3 separate regions of the Homo sapiens genome follow, and all the other regions are linked to region 1. The links are chromatin contacts, found by Hi-C or POLR2A ChIA-PET in ENCODE. All regions are on one chromosome and are shown on one strand. The core of a region is the stretch at or near the end of the contact, and the rest is flanking DNA. Distances in the headings are between cores, read along the strand shown. Region 1 holds the start of LINC03124 (long intergenic non-protein coding RNA 3124). Region 2 overlaps PTPN18 (protein tyrosine phosphatase non-receptor type 18). Region 3 holds the start of VMA22 (vacuolar ATPase assembly factor VMA22).

Region 1 (4,874 bases), core at 214-2,713:
AAAATTGACCACACAGTTGGAAGTAAAGCACTCCTCAGCAAATGTAAAAGAACAGAAATTATAACAAACTGTCTCTCAGACCACAGTGCAATCAAACTAGAACTCAGGATTAAGAAACTCACTCAAAACCACTCAACTACATGGAAACTGAACAACCTGCTCCTGAATGACTACTGGGTATATAACAAAATGAAGGCAGAAATAAAGATGTTCTTAGAAACCAATGAGAACAAAGACACAACATACCAGAATCTCTGAGACACATTTAAAGCAGTGTGTAGAGGGAAATTTATAGCACTAAATGCCCACAAGAGAAAGCAGGAAAGATCTAAAATTGACACCCTAACATCATAATGAAAAGAACTAGAGAAGCAACAGCAAACACATTCAAAAGCTAGCAGAAGGCAAGAAATAAGTAAGATCAGAGCAGAACTGAAGGAAATAGAGACACAAAAAACCCTTCAAAAAAATCAATGAATCCAGGAGCTGGTTTTTTGAAAAGATCAACAAAATTGATAGACCGCTAGCAAGACTCATAAAGAAGAAAAGAGAGAAGAATCAAATAGACGCAATAAAAAATGATAAAGGGGATATCACCACTGATCCCACAGAAATACAAGCTACCATCAGAGAATACTACAAACACCTCTACACAAGTACACTAGAAAATCTAGAAGGAAATGGATAAATTCCTGGACACATACACCCTCCCAAGACTAAACCAGGAAGAAGCTGAATCTCTGAATAGACCAATAACAGGCTCTGAAATTGAGGAAATAATTAATAGCCTCTCCCTGGGAATGGGCGGGCCTGGGTCCAGTCCACAGGGCCCCTCGTGGGCCCTGATGAAGGAAAGAGTTGAGATGGGGGCAGCGCTGGACCCCAGGGCCCCTGCCTGCCTCCTGGAGAGCCCGGTGACCCAGGCAGCCCTGGTGAGGCTGTGGGTGCCTGGGCCATAGCGAGGCCCGCGAGCTCCCACAGGACAGATGCGGACAGTGAGGCCGGGGAGGCCCTGCTGCCCTCCGAACTGTCCCTCCAGCCCCCAGCTTTCTGTGGTTCTCTGGGCCCCCTCTGCAGAGGGGCAGGGGAGCCCACCCTGGATCCTGAGACGCCAAGCTTGAGGGACCCCCAGAGCTCTAGCGAGGCTGCTTCCTTTGCGGATGGTGAAGCTGAGGTCCAGAGGAGGGCAGGGGCAGGTCCTGGGCGCTCCCTAGGCAAAGGGAGCCGATCTCCGGGAGGCGGTCACAGGGAGCGCTCCTGCGACTTCTAGGGCCCGAAAGCTGGGGAGGATGAGAGACCAGGGGCCTTTCGTCGTCCCCTGGGCTGGGCAGAGGCTCAGCCTGTGCCGCAACCCTAAGCGGCTTCTGGCAAGTCCGAGCCGCGGTCCCTTTAAGAGGGGGTGGAGCTTCAACCTGGCACTAGGGATGCTGCTAGCGTGCGTGTCCCTACGGAGCTGAGACTGCAGTTCCTGCGACGCCCCTGCAGCAGCAGCAGCGTGGTCAGAGCGAGCTTCTGAGCGGTGGTGGGTTCCATGTGATGGTGGAGTAGGAGACAGGTCTCCGCGGTCAGTGGCGGGGGCGTGGACCCCACCGGGAACCCTCCCTGCTCCTTCCCTGCCTCTCCCTGTTTTCGTGCCCGCACTTCTTCGTGGGCATCTGGGCCCGAGTCCTCCGCTTGGGGGCGGTTGTGCGGTCCTGGCTACTGCAGCGTCCGCACCCCGGCCGGGAAGGCTATGCCAATGTCCGACCCGCGTCCAGCGTATAGGAGCGCCCTGGCCCACAGCTGGCGGTAAAACGCGGGACCTGGGTCCCTCGGAGCCCCAGGGGCCTCTGAGCTGGAGTCTAGGATTATTTTTGATGCCTCAGCACCTTTAAAAAGAGACCTCGCTAGAGCAGGGGGCATCTGTATTTTCAGTTCTTTGAGGAGTCTCCAGCTATTTAGCTGTTTTCCATGGTGTGTATCCTAATTTTCATTTCCACCTACAGTGTATGAGTTTCCCTTTCTCCAAAACCACACCCGCATTCCTACTATTTTTGGTTTGGGGTTTGTTTTGTTTTTGTTTTTGTTTTGAGACGGAGTCTTGCTCTGTCTTACAGGCTGGAGTGCAGTGGCGCCATCTCGGCCGACTGCAACCGCTGCCTGGTTTTAAGCAAGTCTCCTGTCTCAGCCTCCAGAGTAGCTGGGACTACAGGCGCCGCCACCATGCCCAGCTCATTTTTGTATTTTTAGTAGAGATGGGGTTTCACGATATTGGTCAGGCTGGTCTCAAACTCCTGACCTCAGGTGACCCACCTGCCTCAGCCTCGCAAAGTGCAGAGATTACAGGCATGAGACACCGTTCCCAGCCCCTCCTATTTTTTTAAAAAAATCAAGGAATATTCGATAAGTGTGAGATTATCTGTGTGTGGTTTTGAATTACAGTTTTCTAATGAATAGTTGATTTTGAGGACCTTATCTCTTATTTGTTGTTCGATTTTATGGCTGTGCAGAATTGTCTGTTCAGGTTCTTTGCAAAATATTAGATTGGATGCTTTTGCTACTTTGTAGTGTTTTTTGTGTACATATTAGATGACAACTCCTCGTGAATTACAAGATTGCCTGAAATTTTTGCCTAATCTATAGGATGCTTTTTTAATTGGAAAGTAGTTTTCTTTGATGTGCAGAAACTTTTCATGTTGATGTAGTCAACATGATATTTATTTTTGCGTTTCATGCATGTAATTTTCGTCACCCATATAAGAAAATAATATGTCAGTGACAAAGCATTTAATTGTCAATGAGGTTTTTCTTCCAGGGTGTTTATTTTCCTCTTTGCAAAGGTGAGCAGAGATTCAAGTGACCCAAAATATATGCTCATCCTGTGTTTTAGTTAAAAACATTTTGTAGTTTATGGTCTTTTGTTTTGCCTTCAATTTGGGGGAGTGGGTGTTCATTTTCATACATCGTGTAAAATAAGGTCCTATTTCTCGCTTCTGCATCTGGATATCATTTTTGTCAAAGGTATTCATTCTCTGCCTTCCACATTGCAGTGTTCTTTATCAAAGTCAGTTGATTGTGTCCATATTTGTGTTGATCATGTTTTTGTCCTCCCTGTTTTTGTCCATAGTTTATGCAAGTATCATATATCAGCTGTATAACTACAACTTGGCAGTGTAATTTGATATTAAGGATTGTGGGTCTTCACTTTGTATTTCTCAGGATTCCTTTAGATATTCATTGCTTTTGTGGTTCCCTGTGATTTTTAGCAATACGTATTTATTTCTGTTAACTTTTTTTCACAACATAAAGGTCCATAATTAGGGGTACATTTTCATACATACAGATTGGGTAATGATCAAATCAGGGTACTTAGGATCTCTATTTGCTCATCCAGGTTTTTTTTTTTTTTGTGGGGAGAACATTCAAAATTCTCCCTTCTTACTCTAGAAAAATATGATATTGTTAACTCCAGTCACCAGGCTGAGGAGGAGAACCTCAGATTTGTTCCTTTAATGTTAAGATAACTTTGTTTCCATAATCAATCCTTCCCCATTCCCCCTCTATCTCCCAAACTCTGGTAACCAATATTGTGCTTTTTACTTCATTAAGATAAACATCTTAAGATTTCACATGAGTGGTATCATGCAGTGTTTTTCTAGGCCTAGCTCCTTACATTTAACATAATGTTTTCCAGGTTCATCTGCGTTGCTCTAAATGGGACTGTTTCATTATTTTGATGGCTGAAGAATATTTCCTAGTGTATGTATATGAGAGTTTCTTGATCTCTTTATCTGTGGATGAACAGGTAGGTTGAATTTACACCCAGTAATGGGACTGCTAGATGGAATGGTATTTCTTTTTTTCCTATTCTTTGCAAGACCTCTAACTGTTTTTTATAGTGTTAATACTAATTTATGTTTGCACAAACAGTTCCCCTTTCTGGCAATTCATACCAGGAATTGTCTTTTTAAATATTTTGATCTTTTTGTAATGTTCATTCTATTGGAGTGAGATAAGATCTGAGTGTGGTTTTGATCTGCATTTTTCTCATGAGTAGTAATGTTAACCACGTTTTTGTAGACATTCGGTCAGTTTCCTGTCTTCTTTGGAAAAATATCTAATCCGGTTATTTGCCCAGTTTTTGTCTGGCAATTGTTCTGTTGTTTTGTTATTTTTTTGCCAGCTGGTAGTATGACTGGCTTGTACCTTTTCAAAAATAATCCCTTATCCCAAACTTGTAATTTTTAGTGTGCCTTTTTATTTTGTTTATTGTTTCCTTTGTTGGTCACAAATGCTTCAGCTTGACGTGGTCCCACATGTGCATAATTTCTTGGTGGCTGTGCTGTTGGTTACTAATCAAGAAAAAACAAAATCACTACCAAAGCAGTCCCTTGTCAATAATTTTTTTCCCTTGTATTTTTGTTTACTTTTTGTGAACCCTGAGCATACATCCAAGTTGCTCTAAATATACGCACACCCGAGGTTGTCTTTATAGGAGCTTTATGGTTGCAAGTTTTGTGTATAATCTTTAATCATTTTGAGTTGATTATTGTGTATCTAGTACCATAAGGGTCCTGTATTACCCTTTTGCATATGGATATCTAGTTTCGGAAGTCTTCCCTGTTGTGTCATTTTGGTGGTGTTTTGAAAAATGTGTTCATTCCATATAAATTTTTGTTTATTATTGAGCACATTCATTTTGCTCACTGGTCTGTGTTTCTCTGTCTATGCCAGTAACATATGGGTTTGTTAACTACGGATTTTCATTTAATTAGAACTCAGGGAATGTGATGCATCCCGTATGGTTTGTATTTCTCAGAATAGCTTTGGAAATTCAGGGTGTTTCACATTTCCACATAAATTTTGGCATTGTTTCTTTATACTTCCTAAAACAC
Region 2 (4,881 bases), core at 409-2,908, 1.3 Mb before region 1:
AGCCCCCACTACCAGAACATCAAAGAGGTACAGAGGCTCCTTTCCCACTCTCCTGTCCACCATCAGCACCCTCAGAGACCAGGACCCCGAGCAGGGTCCAGCCCCCGGGACTACTGGGAGCAGGCACTGACTATGACATCCACCTGTGCCCTCCTCCAGGCATCCTTATCAGGCTCTCCCATCTTAAGCTTTCTCCCAGAGCCCCTTGAGAGGCCTGGCCAGCTTCCTCCCTCAGGAGCCTCCCCTCCTGTTTTTCTTCAGAATTGTGCCCCACTCTACGACGATGCCCTCTTCCTCCGGACTCCCCAGGCACTTCTCGCCATACCCCGCCCACCAGGAGGGGTCCTCAGGTACCCGGCTCCATCCCCGGATTCTTCCCTGCCCAATTTCTCAGGCTAACCCCTTCTTCATCCTTGGAACACCAGTCCGTTCCTTGTTCACTTCGCCAAGTGTTCGCTGGCCCTTTCTTCGAATTGAGCTCTGGGAACCCACCCCAAGATGATTCAATTATCCCAAGATGATTCATTTACCCCTTGCCTCTGCCTCTAAGGCTTGCCCTGCCTTCTGAGTTAGGCCTTTCCTGGATCCTCTAATCAAACCTTAATTCAGGTGGCTCACCCCTGTAATCCCAGCACTTCGGGAGGCCAAGGAGGGCGGATCACTTGAGCCCAGCTGGAGACCAGCCTGGTTAACATGGTGAAACCCTGTCTCTACTAAAAATACAAAAATTAGCCAGGCGTGCTGGTGAGAGCCTGTAATCCCAGCTACTCCGGAGGCTGAGGCAGGAGAGTCGCTTGAGCCCGGGAGGTGGAGGTTGCAGTAAGCCGAGATCGCACCACGGCAGTCCAGCCTGGGCGACAGAGCGAGATCCTGTCTCAAAAAAACAACAAAAAAAATTCAGCAAATAATTCTAGACGCCGCCTTCTTGTCAGGCCGCACGTTGGGTGCTGCGGACATGGGATTGAGCCGCCTTCGCAGCGGAGACTTAAGGCCCTTGTCCTTGCGGCCATCCCTTCCTGTCTTCTATGCCACTTCCGCATTCTTTTGTTCAGTAGACGTTGACACAGAAATGACCACCCCTCAAACCAACACTCTGCCCCAAATTACCCTCCAGGCTGACCCCGTTCCTCCTTCATCCCCCTAACTTGCAGGGCGCTAGGGACACAGAAGCGAGGCCTCCAACCCAAGGAGCCCTCCCTCCCATCTAGCGCACCGCCTCGGCGGGAAGGAAGCCCGTGGTTTGCGCGCTGAGCAGCCTCCCCACTCCCGCCCTGCCCAGCGCCGCCGTTTCACTTCCTCCCGGCCCTCCCTGCCTGCAGGAGCATCTCTGTGCCCGGGTCCCCGGGCCACGCCATGGCTGACACCTACGCGGTGGTGCAGAAGCGCGGGGCTCCAGCGGGCGCCGGGAGTGGGACGCAGACGGGGACGGGGACGGGGACGGGGGCGCGCAGCGCGGAGGAGGCGCCGCTCTACAGCAAGGTGACGCCGCGCGCCCAGCGACCCGGGGCGCACGCGGAGGACGCGAGGGGGACGCTGCCTGGCCGCGGTGAGTCGAGGCTTGCTCCTTCTCAGGGCATCATCCTGCTGTGATCCGCAGGGCGGAACCATCCTGCAGTGGTCCGTCAGGCCCTGGCGGCCGCGGGGACCCCAGCCGCTAGCCTGGCCACGCCCCGACGCTGATGTCCAGGCGTCCCTGGCCACGCCCCGGAAGCGCCCCCTGGCGGTCGCAGTCGCGGTCCAGGGGCAGGGTTCCTGGCAATACTTGTCTTGGCCGCGCCCAAAGGCTGGAGGCCACGTCCGGGGTGTGTGCCTTCTCCCGCCCGGCGCCCTCGGCTCTCCCCTTCGGGCCTCCGGGGAAGCGTCCCCGCTAGGGGTGGGGTCTTGGGACTCCCTGGGGCTTCCGGAGCTGACCCGTGGGGGGTCTGCTGCCCTCAGTTCCTGCTGACCAAAGTCCTGCCGGATCTGGCGCCTACGAGGACGTGGCGGGTGGAGCTCAGACCGGTGGGCTAGGTAAGTCAGGTAGAGCCTGGGTTGCTGGGACTTTGCTGCTTTGAGTGAACCCAGGAGTCTGGGGTTGATGGGGCATGGAGCTTAGTCCTGTGGATGTGGCTGCAGTGAACCAGGAGGACCTGGAGGCGGGGGGATGGCCTTCTTCATGTCTGCCAGCTTCCACACACCTCAGCTTCTCCATGAGACCCACGGCACCCTTCTTCTCCCAGGTTTCAACCTGCGCATTGGGAGGCCGAAGGGTCCCCGGGACCCGCCTGCTGAGTGGACCCGGGTGTAAGTCTAACGCCAGTTCCTGCCTGTTGCCTCTTGTGAGCTCGGACTGCTGATGCCCCGGTGCTGCTGAGCGCCGTGCGCAGAATGGAAACAGTGGGCCTGGATCAAAGTTAAAGTTTCTCAGGGTGGGAAATGTGGGGGCTTTGCCCCAATGACTGTAGCATTCAAGGCTTGAGGCTGGAGGAGGTAGCTAGGGTATAGTGGCTGGTGAGGCTGCACAGAGCAGATTCAAGAAAGAAGATCAGGAAGGGGCATGACCCCTGAGTTATGAAGGGGAGAAGGGACAGATGAGCTTCCGGAGACTGCTCTCCTCACCACACAGCACTAGTCCATCCTCAGCACCTGAGCCTCCCTCACTTGGACACTCAGGGGACCACACAGAGAAGTGGATGGACACTTCGCCATCCAGGCAGAACTAAGCCAGGCATAACCACAGCCAAGCAGATTAACCCCAGGCAGACCGATAAAAAGACCTCCAGATAGGCAGACAGACAGATGGACCACCAACCTGGACAGACAGCCAAAGCTTCAGAGATACAGTCCACAGGTGGACAAAGGGATCCCCAGCCAGAGAGAGAGAGACCAGCCAACAGCTTGATAGACCAGTGCAGCCAGAGAGACCACCAAACAGAGCCCCCAAAAGACAGACATCTCTGCTAGCTGGACAGCCAGGTGGACCCCCTAAGTTAGATTACTAGACAGATATAAACAGATCCCCTGCTGAACAGATACACAGAGTTCTCAGACCCCACCCCCACCCTCAGGTGGGCTGGCTGGCTGACAGACCTTCTGGCCAGACAGACTCCTAACCAACCAGATGGACTGCCAGACAGGCAGACATCAGCCACATGGAATCCTGACATCCCAGCCAGCCGGCCAGACTCTCATCTTGATGTCTTGATGGATGGACCCCAGCTAGTCAGACATGATCCTCCAGATTGACAGACAAGTCCCCCAAATGAGTACACATCTCCAGCTATTCAGACAGATGGACCCCCAGCAAATCAGGACCTATCTAGGCAGACCCCAGCCAGACCCCCGCCAGACAGACTCCCAACCAGACTGACCCCTTACTATTCACACAGCCTGCCGAGTAGCTGGGACTACAGGTCTAATTTTTTTTTTTTTTAAGAAATGAGTTTTTGCCATGTTGCCCAGACTGGTCTTGAACTCCCAACCTCAAGCAATCCTCCTGCCTCAGCCTCCCAAAGTGCTGAGATTACAGGTGTGAGCCACCAGGCTCAGCCCCCTAAGATTTGAAACACTTTAAATGGCCCATGGTAGGGTTCCTGCTAGGATAAAACATTAAGCGGCTGTTAAAAGAAATAAAAGGAGGACACGTCTCTGTGCACTGGTGTGGACAAATCTCCAAGTCACTGCAAAATGGAAAAAGTATAAGATGCTCTTTCCCTGAACCTCAAGGGTCCCGCCCCTCTCACTTTCAGGTCTCTGGACCTCTGACTGACACTGTGCCTGCCCAGGTCCCTGTATGCACTGCCACAGTGCCCTGGGCCCCATGTCCACCCCTGTCCTGCCCTTCTCTGGGATAGGGCTGGCCTTCCTCTGCCTCTGCCTGGCTGCATCCATGGTCGATCTCAAGTGCCTTGGCATGAACTCCACTCTCCTGCAGCCTTCAATCAAGGAATGATGGGGATGTGTACATACCCCACCCCACCCCTTGGCAGGGTGATGCTGAGGTGTGGATTTTTAACAGTTCCCAGACTTTCCCAGGAGGCTTGGGTTTGGGTGCCCACAGTGGGAGCTGGTGTGATATCATACCTTCGCCGGCCGCCTTTCCTTCCTGTTCTCTGTGCCCCTACTCCCACTCTAGAGCTGCCCCGTTTCTCTGTTTTCGTGAAAGAGCTGACCCTGTGCTGCCTCCCACTCTCCCAATGCCCCTGCCACTCCTGTGAGCCTGCTGCTGGTGAGGTCGGTGCTGACCTCTGTGTTGCTGGATAATGAGTCATCTATCTCTGGAGGAGAAGAAAGGCAGGTCCTCCACAGCCCTGATAAAATCTCCAAGTCTCCCAGTTTCGGGTCCCTCTCCTGGGATGCAGACCCACTGCCTGCCCAGCTGGTACGATCCACATGCCCTCTTCTTGGGAATAGGGGCATGGGAAAGTGACTAAAGATACTGTTCTGGCTGCTGTGTTCACTGTGAGTAATAAACTGTCCATTTCTCCGATTCAGAGGTCTGTTTTTCCTTTTTTTCTTCCCCAAAGATGGAGTCTTGCTCTGTCGCCCAGGCTGGAGTACAATGTCGCAATCTTGGCTCACTACAACCTCTGTCTCCGCCTCCCAGGTTCAAGCAATTCTTCTGCCTCAGCCTCTCAAGTAGCTGGGATTAAACGCGTGTACCACTATGCCCAGCTAATATTTGTATTTTTAGTAGAGATGGGGTTTCACCACGTTGGCAAGGCTGGTCTCGAACTCCTGACCTCGTGATCTACCTGCCCCTGCCTCACGAAGTGCTGGGATTACTGGCGTGAGTCACTGCTCCCGGCCTTGGTCTGGTGTTTTATACACATGTGCATGTGATGTGGAGCTGTGCAGGCCACCTTGTCAGCATGCGAGGAGGGTCCAGTCTCTGCGCCTTCT
Region 3 (5,032 bases), core at 524-3,023, 1.3 Mb before region 1:
ATCAGGGCTTACATCACCTGACTCCACTCTAGGCCACCGGCCTCGGCACATACCAGATATATCTGGCTTCAGGGCTTTTGTCCTGGCTGGTTCCTCCATCTAGAGCACTGTTCCCCAAAATCACCCACAAAGCTTTTCCTTCACCTCCTCAGAGAGACCTCCCCTGGCCCACTCCTGTCCCACTCCATTATGTGTTTTTCATAACAATTTTCACAGCCTGACTTATGTTAAGGGCCTACTTATTTGCACGTTGCCTTTGTCTGCTTCTAAACATTACATGAAAAGTGTTTGTCTCTTTTGTTCCCTGCTGTATCCCCAGCAGCTAGCATGAACCCGAATGCTGCCAACAACCAGTAAATGCTTTTGGAAAAAATAATGGGTGTACAACGGAAGTTTGGATGGAGGAAAACCTGCAAAGCCTTTCACAGACTAACCCCAGCCATGGCAGCAGTGCTCAAGTGTTCCCTGTGGATAGAGGGTCTGAGGGCCACAGAGCCAAACAACACGGTCCACTCACCATCCCGGAAGCTTGCTTGAGCCTGACGTAGACTGTGAGGAACTAGGATTCCAAACCAGTTCAGGGGGTCCTGAGGGGCCTCAGAGGACTCCGGTTCTGGGGTCTTAGTGGGGCCCTTGCGCCTCCGCAGACCTGAGGAAAGAAAGGTTGGAGGAGGCTGGGATCTTACTCCCTGACCTTTATCATCTTGGTGACAATGTTGAGCTTGATCTGAGCTCATGATTCTATAAAACACTGTTGGTTGGAAAATTCCAACTTTGGGGTTCCAGGAAACAGCTTACCACAAAACACAGCCTTTCCCCTTGTGATTCAGATGAGACTGTTTGTCCACTCTTTCCCGTGACTCCTGTAAGACCCACTGATGACCCTGTTTGCCTGTGACACTGATCTTACCCATTGTACCTGAACATGCCAACAGACCAGACATAGACGTTCCAACTCCCCATTCTTTGTCTCAGGATGATTAACTGGGATTAGAAGTTTGTCCCTCTGAAACTAGCTAGACACACAGATAAATATTTTCTGTTCAGCTGACTGAAATGTATGTGATTGTAAATCTATTCCCAGTGTAAAGCAACTCACCAACAATTTCTCTACTTCCTATAAAAGTCTAAGGCAAAACCACCCTACAAAAACATTCTGTTCTTCTGCTCTGGGATGCTCTCTCTTATCGCAAAAACCTAATTTAAATCATCTCCATAATTTGCATTTTGTCTTTGACACTGGGAAGGGGTTCTGCAGAAGGAAGAGGGGGCTCACCTGCTTCGCGAGGCCCCACCTCCTCTGGGGCGTGGACACCAGCTCTCACCACCTTGAACTTCTGGAGTCCCTCCTGGGCCTCGCTGAAGGACGAGAAGGGAGGATGGAGCTTTGGCAGCCCGGGCCTAGAACGCGCCCGCCCGCCCACCCAGCCCAGCATGGAAGCTTCCTCACCTGGCGTGGAGGCAGACCTGGGGCTCCATGTGGGAAGCATACTGCAGGGGCCCTACCGACTTGGCGCCCATCGCGTAGCGAGCCTTGGCGAGCGAGAGCCAGCCCTGCAGGGAGAGGAAAGCGGTGAGACTCAGTTTACGCCCGTGTACCCTCCTGCCCGCCCCAGGCGCCTACCTCCTCCACCCGGGCGTTCAACACCGTTCGTTTCCCCTCCAGCTCCTCCAGGTCCCCAAGCAGCTGCAGGACCAGCGAATCCAGCTCCGCTCGCAGGTCAAGCGCCGCCATGGACACACCTCCAGATCTGGAGCCACCTTCTTCCTTGTCACCCTCCGCAGTTTGGCAGGACAGCCAATAGGCACACGAGATCCTCCATCAAGGGGCGTTCCCATCTGGGGATCCCCACGCCGGCAGCACCAAGGCCTCTGGGTCAGCTTCTTTAAGGGCAAGCGCCCTTAGAGAAGCAGCACGGAAGCAACCAATCAACTGGTTTCTCCAATTAGCCCCCAAGTGGATCAGCCTGCTGAACTGTCGGCTAGGGTTATAGGTGGTTCTGAGTCCTTCCGGAAGCTGCCGAATCTTAGAAGTCGCGCCACTGTTGTGGCGATGGAAGAAGGCGAAGCTCTACAGAAACCATTTTGGTTGAGGGAAGAGTGGTTTTAAAGTTAATTTGGAAAGGAGCCGGCAAGCAACCTTCAGTCGGTGTGCGGTTTTTACAGTTGAACTGTTTCCAGCCGCTAATTATGATTGTTTTAGCGGTTCGTCATCTGAAAACTGCATTCTGCACGGCGGTGGTGGGGGGAGGACGAGGATGGAGAAGCCTGGGCGGACATATTTATTAGCTGCGGTCCTAAGTCACGTGTGACATTCTGTATCCAGTCTATCGGTTATCCCAAGGAGAACGCCCTGCCGGAATGGCCAATCGCCTTGAGATGTCCCCGCCCTATTCGCCATCTTAACATAGGGCATTCCCCACAGCTGCAGGCACCAGTGAAGCGTCTAAGGGACCATCTTGGTTGAGGGCGGAAGTGAGGACTGTGTCGCGCTGGAGGAGCCCACAGATTCTCCCGGACCCACGTGGAAGCGGCACTCAAGATGGTAGGAGAATGAGCTCCTGTTTCGGAGGTCCGGGGCGCGTGAAGTGCTGGGGATGTGGCTCTGGGGACTTGGAGGCTCAGCGGCTCCGGGGCTCCGGGGTTCCGGGGCTCGGGAGCGAGTAGTGAGTGACTGGGCCTGCTGTTCCCACAGCTGCGCCGCGAGGCCCGCCTGCGCCGCGAGTACCTGTACCGCAAGGCCCGGGAGGAGGCGCAGCGCTCAGCCCAGGAGAGGAAGGAGCGGCTGCGGCGCGCGCTGGAAGGTAAGGCATCGGCCCCGCGGGCGTCTGCGTGGTAAACCACCCCGGCACGCATTTGTGTTCGAATATCCGAGCGTCTTTCCAAATGCTTGCCGGCCGTTTTCCTTGCCCATTGGGTTCTCCTGTTGGTTTTGAGAGTGTTTCTTCCGTGTGATGGTATTAATTACTTGTCACTGACGTTGCAGTACCCGGGTTTTGCAGCTTGCCCGCTGTGTGCAGTGTGTCAAGTTCGTCCCAAGTTTTAAAGACTTTATCTTGTCCTGTAGAAATTCTCTTTAGAGCGGTGGCTCACTGCTGTAATCCCAGCACTTTGGGAGGCCGAGGCGGGCGGATCATGAGGTCAGGAGTTCGAGCCTGACCAACATGGTGAAATCTCGTCTCTACTAAACATACAAAAATTAGCCGGCCGTGGTGGCACGCGCCTGTAATCCCAGCTACTCAGGAGGCTGAGGCAGGAGAATCGCTTGAACCCGGGAGGCGGAGGTTGCAGTGAGCCGAGATCCTGCCACTGCACTCCAGCCTGGGCAAAAAAGCAAGACTCCGTCTCAAAAAAAAAAAAAAAAAGAAATTCTCTCTAAAGACTATCTGGATAGCGCTGGTGCTGCAGACTGCGCTGCCCATCCTCCCTGCAGGAGTTCCTCTGAGCTCCGTGGGGAACAGTGCTGGCCCCGAGTGCGCACCTGGAGCGCTGTGCTCTGCGGTAGGCAGCCTGTGGTCCAGGGCCCGCTGAAGCCATGCCTTCGAAGCGCTGTGGGCATCGTGACCAACGGTTTTGCTGTCTGAGAGCTTAAAGGTCTCTGGTCCACCATCATACGTACAGAACAGTCTATATTTCTTTTCAAAAGTAATTTTTAAGGCCGAGCGCTGTGGCTCACGCCTGTAATCCCAGCACTTTGGGAGGCCGAAGCGGGTGGATCACGAGGTCAGGAGATCGAGACCATCCTGGCTAACACGGTGAAACCCCGTCTCTACTAAAAATATAAAAAATTAGCCGGGCGCCGTGGCGGGCTCCTGTAGTCCCAGCTACTCGCCAGCCTGAGGCAGGAGAATGGCGTGAACCCAGGAAGCGGAGCTTGCAGTGAGCCGAGATGGCACCACTGCACTGCTCTGCCTGGGTGACAGAGCGAGACTCCGTCTCAAAAAAAAAAAAAATCGATGTTTAGATTTCTACCTGATTATAAAAGCAATACAGTACATTAAGATATTTTAGAAAGTCCTCAAGTCATGAGACTAAAGAAAATGAAGTCCTAGTAACCACTGTTTATGGGGGTTGGCCTGTAGAAAGTTTTGTCACCTCTATCCATGCTTTATCCAAGCTCAGAAAGGGCTGAGGTATTTTTATTTCAAGCATGTGCAGGCTAATAAGCTGTGGTGTATTGGATGAGCTGAGGTCTCCATGCTTGTGACTCACTCAGCCCCTCTCTCTTCCCTCTGCAGAAAACCGCCTGATTCCCACTGAGTTACGCCGAGAGGCTCTGGCCTTACAGGGGTCCCTGGAGTTTGATGATGCTGGAGGTGAAGGTAACTATACAAGGTAGCCCTCCCCAACACTGAGCTGGCAGGTCTCCAGTCCTTCCTCAGACACACCGGGCACCATCCCATCAGAGGAAACTGCTCCTGGAACTGTCCCCCATGCCCTTGTCACTGCACAGATGGCATTGCAGGGCTCTCCCTGAGTGTGCCCTGTCCCACTTACATGGCACACATGGGAGTGCCTCACTGACTCTGCACCTGGCTTGTTAATTACCTCCCCCACTGGAGTGCCTGCTGGGGAAAGACAGTGTCCCTCACACATTATTGGTGCCCATACGTTTATTCACTGCATTATTCAAGAAACAAGAAAGGAATCCCAAACATTATAGATATTTGTTACGAGGGAAAAGAGTTTGTCACCGTTGGCCTTAGCAGAGTGTGGATTTCGTTGTGTAATGGAGTAGCTGCTTAGCCCCATGTGACTAATATAGCTTAAGCAAACTACAATTAAACAAAAGATTCTGTTTCTCAGCCACGCTTGTGCTCAGCAGCCAGAGTAGTTGGAGGCTGCCCTCTTGCCCGGTGTGCATGTGGAGCATTCCTATTGTTGAAGGCTTCGGCAGACAGCGACATCCAGGCGGTCTTGGCTGCCCCGAAGTTAGCATTTCATTCCCAAGACTGTCATGTTCTTGCCCCTCGTGCTCCTGACAGGTGTGACCAGCCACGTGGATGATGAATACCGATGGGCAGGAGTCGAG

What was found. A loop is a pair of places that touch in the nucleus more often than their neighbours do. ChIA-PET counts read pairs that join two places held with the same protein, here RNA polymerase II (POLR2A). Pooled maps may share reads with other maps.
Region 2: a loop to region 1 is called in a pooled map, with 6 times the contacts of the local background. The contact joins the enhancer-like site here to the promoter of LINC03124 in region 1. A Hi-C loop is called at or near these places in 1 of 37 single-sample maps with no recorded cell type and 6 of 50 pooled maps. POLR2A ChIA-PET finds 5 or more read pairs at or near these places in 1 of 52 experiments (GM12878).
Region 3: a loop to region 1 is called in a pooled map, with 28 times the contacts of the local background. The contact joins the promoter of VMA22 here to the promoter of LINC03124 in region 1. A Hi-C loop is called at or near these places in 3 of 168 maps with a recorded cell type or tissue (GM12878 and gastrocnemius medialis), 2 of 37 single-sample maps with no recorded cell type and 14 of 50 pooled maps.

What each region holds. Positions count from the first base shown.
Region 1 is chr2:131,681,036-131,685,909 of GRCh38, forward strand. LINC03124 (long intergenic non-protein coding RNA 3124) reads left to right here and starts at 1,464. Exons shown (of 10, transcript NR_167889.1): 1 at 1,464-1,953; 2 at 3,674-3,784. RefSeq lists an enhancer at 897-1,016 and a silencer at 1,387-1,436.
Region 2 is chr2:130,370,938-130,375,818 of GRCh38, forward strand. PTPN18 (protein tyrosine phosphatase non-receptor type 18) reads left to right here. Exons shown (of 15, transcript NM_014369.4): 11 at 1-27; 12 at 262-350; 13 at 1,320-1,546; 14 at 1,936-2,010; 15 at 2,220-4,468. The coding sequence ends at 2,287. Among named protein-coding and RNA genes, the nearest start is that of PTPN18, 17 kb to the left of the region's middle. RefSeq lists an enhancer at 893-1,520 and a silencer at 1,247-1,996. Within about 2 kb of position 1,659, at least 36 of the 41 ENCODE cell types and tissues checked have a DNase peak (open chromatin) inside an H3K27ac peak, as active enhancers do; they include GM12878, where a contact is called at or near this core.
Region 3 is chr2:130,340,391-130,345,422 of GRCh38, forward strand. It overlaps VMA22 (vacuolar ATPase assembly factor VMA22), which reads right to left and starts at 1,774. Exons shown (of 5, transcript NM_032357.4): 1 at 1,625-1,774; 2 at 1,451-1,554; 3 at 1,277-1,359; 4 at 518-649. The coding sequence starts at 1,735. IMP4 (IMP U3 small nucleolar ribonucleoprotein 4) reads left to right here and starts at 2,507. Exons shown (of 9, transcript NM_033416.3): 1 at 2,507-2,545; 2 at 2,696-2,804; 3 at 4,239-4,322; 4 at 4,986-5,032. The coding sequence starts at 2,543. RefSeq lists enhancers at 1,690-2,239, 2,370-2,539.